2 separate regions of the Homo sapiens genome follow, and region 2 is linked to region 1. A link is a loop called in an ENCODE intact Hi-C map of the cell type or tissue named here. Cell type or tissue: CD14-positive monocyte. All regions are shown on one strand. Region 1 overlaps FURIN (furin, paired basic amino acid cleaving enzyme). Region 2 has its middle 50 kb from the start of FURIN.

Region 1 (2,500 bases):
GGTGGGACCAGAGAAGACAGGGATTCTGGGAGCAGGAGCTGTTGGCCTTGTTTGCTCAGGGGCATCTGGGTAGCCGGCATGTTCTGGGTGGCCATGAGCAAAGCACAGGTGGTTCAGGCAAGCAGCATATCCCAGTGAGAGTGAGTCCTCATGGTCCCCGCATTTTGCTGGGTCCCGGACAGGGAGCAGATGCCCCGCACCCCCGACCGTGGCGAGCCTCCCATGAAGCCGTTGTCCACCCCCGTCCCCCGCCTCCCGGGGACTGACAGATGGAAAGCCCAGCTCAGTCTCCCTGCTCTATTGCAGATCTTCGGGGACTATTACCACTTCTGGCATCGAGGAGTGACGAAGCGGTCCCTGTCGCCTCACCGCCCGCGGCACAGCCGGCTGCAGAGGGAGCCTCAAGTGAGTGTGGCCCCAGCCCCCTCCTGCTGCCACCCTCCCCCTCCTGCTCTCAGGAGCCCCTCTCGCCTCCTGCTCCACCCACACCATCTCTCCCTCACTCCCCCACAGGTACAGTGGCTGGAACAGCAGGTGGCAAAGCGACGGACTAAACGGGACGTGTACCAGGAGCCCACAGACCCCAAGTTTCCTCAGCAGTGGTACCTGGTACGTGGCCTTCTTCGCTGCTGGGACCTCCTCCCCAGATGCACCATCCACCCACTATGAGCTCTTGGATGGAGGAGGCTGTCTTCGAGGCCTCCTCTGATTCGTTTCCTTTCCTCCTGCTGGGCAGTCTCTCCTTGGCCCATCCTAATAAGCAAGCCTGGGGGTGGCCCTCCCAGAGTCCTCTACATTCCCATGGAGTCCAGACAGCCAGTGGCGGCCTTTCAGGAGCAGGGATGGTACAGGAGGAGGTTTTACGGGGGCAAAGGGATTCTTCAAGATGCTCCTAGCCTCACAAAACCAATCATGTCTCATAAGTGATGGGGTGGGTGTCTCCACAGTCTGGTGTCACTCAGCGGGACCTGAATGTGAAGGCGGCCTGGGCGCAGGGCTACACAGGGCACGGCATTGTGGTCTCCATTCTGGACGATGGCATCGAGAAGAACCACCCGGACTTGGCAGGCAATTATGTGAGGAAGTCGGGGAGGGAGGCCGTGATCCCTGCTGAGGTGTGTCTAGAGGCTGTCTTGTTCTATCAGTGAGGTCAGCCTTCTCCTGATGGTGGCCAAATCCTTCTTAGGATCCTGGGGCCAGTTTTGATGTCAATGACCAGGACCCTGACCCCCAGCCTCGGTACACACAGATGAATGACAACAGGTAAGAAGTGGCAGGCCCCGGTCTCTGCCTCCCTTCTCCTTTCTTCCACTAAGGAACAGGGCTGAGCCTGGGTGAGATGTGCCTTGCCTAAAAGGCTGAGGCTTTTCCCACAGTCCTGGCCCACCTGGGGCTCTGAGGGAGGGCTCGGTCAGAGTGGAGATGGCCACAGGCCCAGTGGAGTGTGGGAGATGGGGGCTGGGTACTCAGGGGATGATGGGTGTCGGATGTGCGGATCCCTCGTGCTCCTCAGGCCACATCTGCCGGGCCCTGTTCACCCCATTTGTTCTACTCATGCTACGTGCTTGGCCCTGGCAGGCACGGCACACGGTGTGCGGGGGAAGTGGCTGCGGTGGCCAACAACGGTGTCTGTGGTGTAGGTGTGGCCTACAACGCCCGCATTGGAGGTGAGTGTGGGCCTGGGCCACCCTGTCTTCAGGAGGGCCCTTCAGTGGAATTTTTCCCGCCCACTTCCCATCTGGCCAATGCCTGCCACTTTCCCACTGTGGATCCTTTGATCACGTGGCTGTTCCATGGAGGGTTCCCAAAGGGTCAAAGACTGAAAGAGCTGGACCCCTGTGGAGTGAGGGTTTCCTAGCAGGAGTCTCCTGAAATCCTCACGACCCACTGTGAGTCCTCACGTGGCAGATCCTTGATCACCAGGCTCTTTTGGGAACCAGAGACTCTTTCTAGTCCTGAATGTGTGGTTGGGGGCAGGAGGTGTTCTCTTTTTCCTTCTCTGGGTCTTGTCTTTGAAAGGCAGAGGCAAACAGGTAGTTGGGGGTTCAGGGTTTCTCAGCATCAGCCTCCACCCTTCCCTTACTCATCCCCTGGGGTGCAGGGCTGGGTGTGCTCCTTGGGGTGGGGGCCCTGACAGCTGGACCCATGCAGCATCCCTCTTCGTGCCCCCCCTTCACGGCCAGGGGTGCGCATGCTGGATGGCGAGGTGACAGATGCAGTGGAGGCACGCTCGCTGGGCCTGAACCCCAACCACATCCACATCTACAGTGCCAGCTGGGGCCCCGAGGATGACGGCAAGACAGTGGATGGGCCAGCCCGCCTCGCCGAGGAGGCCTTCTTCCGTGGGGTTAGCCAGGTGAGGTGGGGATCTGTCCAGCCCCTGCGGGCAGGTTGGGTGCTGTCTTCCGTACCTATCTTGTGTTTTTTGGTTTGTTTTATTTATTCTCATGTTTAACTTTACACAAAGCATGTTTATTGAAACATTAAGGGACAGAAGAAG
Region 2 (2,500 bases), 59 kb before region 1:
AATGCAAGCGGCCTCCTTCCTCCAGCTCATCTTCCAGTCCTCTCAGACCCCCAGGGAAGCTCTGCATTCGCCCAGCGCAACCCCAGGAGGGCAGGAGCAGGCAAACTTTCCCTGAACTGATGCCAAGGCTTTGAAGCCAAAGACCGGTCCATGATACAGCAAAGCTGCTCTGGGCTGGGCCCTGCTGGTGGCCCTCCATGGCACAAATCGCCACCACCTGGGATAGGAGAGGGCACAAGTCCACCAAGGAGTGCCAGCCTGGGACCCATCACGGGCCCATCCTCCCCTAGGTACACGAAGGCCTGACTCTCCCACACTCACTTGCCATCCTTCTGGAGGGCACAGGCAGGATTGGAATCTGGCTCTGTAGCTGCACATATGCCCTGCTGAGGCCCTCACACTACAGAACGCTGGCAGGCAGGCCCTTGCTCACCTCCAGGGACAGAGAACCCACTACTCTCAGAGGAAAAGAACAAGCACGGAGAGCCCCTCACCCCACCGGCTCCATGCCAAGGGCTGTTTTGGGAACTCAGGTAATTCACTTCTTCCATCCCTCCCGCAGCCCTGGGAGGCAGGCACATGATGTTGGCCTTTTTTATGCAGAAACCAGAATTCAGAGAGGTTATGTAACTTGCCCAAATCCACGCAGCTGGGAGGTGGTAGTAAGTAGGGTAACACACATCTCGATTTGCCCTGGAGTCCCAGTTTACATCCATTGTCCTGGTGTGATAATTAACACAGTTTATTTTCATTCTCAAAAGTGCTCCAGTTCAGACAACAAGTTCAGTGGCATCAAGAATCTGAGCTCTTTCCCTGAACTATCCAACCTCTTCTCCCAACCCCGCTTTCCACCCAGAGCCTCAGGGGCCACCTGCTGTCACCTGTTCGAAACTCCCAGCCTCTGCTGCAGGCTCCAGGGACAGAGGCTGCAGAATTATCAGCCAGCATCGCTGAGCTGTGGCTTTTCTCCAGAAGAGGAAGCGGAGGCTGTGGTCCAAGCCTTCTCGCTCTTCTTGAGAAACTGCTGCTTCTCCCACTCCTGCAGCCGTCTGGAACTGCTCTGAGGCCCCGAGGCCCACCCTGTCCTTTGGAGGCTCCCAGAGTCCCAGCCCGGCTCTTTCTCTGGCTGGGAGCTGCTGCCTGGGTGGGGAGCAGCAGGCAGCAGCTGTCAACCTCCCCCAGCCTGGGACCCGCCGCTGGCAGAGGCCTCTGGGCAGAGACAATGGGCGATGGGTCTTCTGTGGCAGCTGGGGAGGAATCCCCAGGGGCTCCAGCAGCCACTTCTCCCTCCGTGCAGCTGGCACAGCCCCGTGTGTCCTCAAAGCCAGGGCTCAGAGAAGCCAGCTGGTGGGGCGCACCCAGGGGCCCCGAGCCTGGCCCAGACCCTGCTAGGTGCTCCAGTTCATGAGTGCAGCAACCACTAGGAGGCAGGGGCTCAACTCTGCAGCTGTGCAGGGCAGACCCAGGACTTCGGGGACAAGCCCCTCGGCATGCAGTAGGCTCCTGCTTTCCAAAACGCACTCACTCTGCTTCTCGGAAAGGCTTCTCGGCTGGCCCACGCTCCCTGTTGGCAGGAGACGAAGGAGGAAGGGAGAAAACCCTCCCTGGTTGGGGTGGGCTGTGTACCCTGCCCCACAGGGTCACCACTGGGAAGAAGGACAGGACAAGAAGGTAGACAGAAGCCCGAAGTAGAGTCCAGAAAGCCCCAGCCATGGTGAGGCGTCCCCGCACAGGCCTGAGGCTGTCCCTGCAGCTAGCCAAGGTCAAGGTCGAGGTTTTGGCATCGCCACACCTCAACTGTGTGGTTCCACGGCCCCACAGAGGGTTCGGTGACGCCTGGGAAGGTGCCGGGTTCCACGGCCCCACAGAGGGTTCGGTGACGCCTGGGAAGGTGCCGGGATCCACGGCCCCACAGAGGGTTCGGTGACGCCTGGGAAGGTGCCGGGTTCCACGGCCCCACAGAGGGTTCGGTGACGCCTGGGAAGGTGCCGGGATCCACGGCCCCACAGAGGGTTCGGTGACGCCTGGGAAGGTGCCAGGATGGCACTCTGATGGTCTCTAGGCTCAGATCTATTCAGGATGTGGGAGTTCACCCCAGAGAGCCTGTCTGTCCCCATGGGTCCCACACACAGGGCCTGTCACACACACAGGCCACAGGCATCTGCCTGTCCTGGCCCCATCTACTCAGTCCCTGCCAGGAGCCACAAGGCCCCATGAAGGTCAGGCCCTGGCACTATGCCTGGGCCAGGAGTGGAGCAGAGAGCTCAGGTCCCTGCTTCCTGTAGGGAAGACTTTCCTTGGTAGGATAGAACCTGGAGCAGGGACTCTTGGGGTGGGAGGTGGCAATGGTGCCCCGGGAACTGCTGATGCGGAGTAAGGGTCTGAAGAGCCACCACTACCAGATCTGAAACCCCCGCCTAGAAGGAAGGACATCAGAGACACTGAGAGACTCCTGGACTTCTGCCCAGAGCCCTGCTCGGGCTCAGAGAGGGGTGGCCCC

What was found. A loop is a pair of places that touch in the nucleus more often than their neighbours do. Peaks named below come from ENCODE experiments on the same cell type or tissue, not always from the same donor. Only the 100,000 strongest peaks of a DNase experiment are listed, where the experiment ranks them.
Region 2: it touches region 1 in a loop (2.3-fold over the local background); 22 of 110 quality-filtered maps call a loop at or near these places.

The regions. Positions count from the first base shown.
Region 1 is chr15:90,875,949-90,878,448 of GRCh38, forward strand. It overlaps FURIN (furin, paired basic amino acid cleaving enzyme), which reads left to right. Exons shown (of 16, transcript NM_002569.4): 3 at 307-405; 4 at 514-609; 5 at 948-1,076; 6 at 1,187-1,263; 7 at 1,579-1,667; 8 at 2,184-2,356. Among named protein-coding and RNA genes, the nearest start is that of FES, 7.3 kb to the right of the region's middle. In CD14-positive monocyte, no CTCF peak of the experiment used is centred here; no DNase peak of the experiment used is centred here.
Region 2 is chr15:90,817,406-90,819,905 of GRCh38, forward strand. No RefSeq gene overlaps it. Among named protein-coding and RNA genes, the nearest start is that of FURIN, 50 kb to the right of the region's middle. RefSeq lists an enhancer at 1-657. In CD14-positive monocyte, CTCF peaks have their summits at 1,446 (motif pointing right) and 1,645; DNase peaks (open chromatin) are centred at 1,006 and 1,416; H3K4me3 peaks cover 900 bases; H3K27ac peaks cover 734 bases.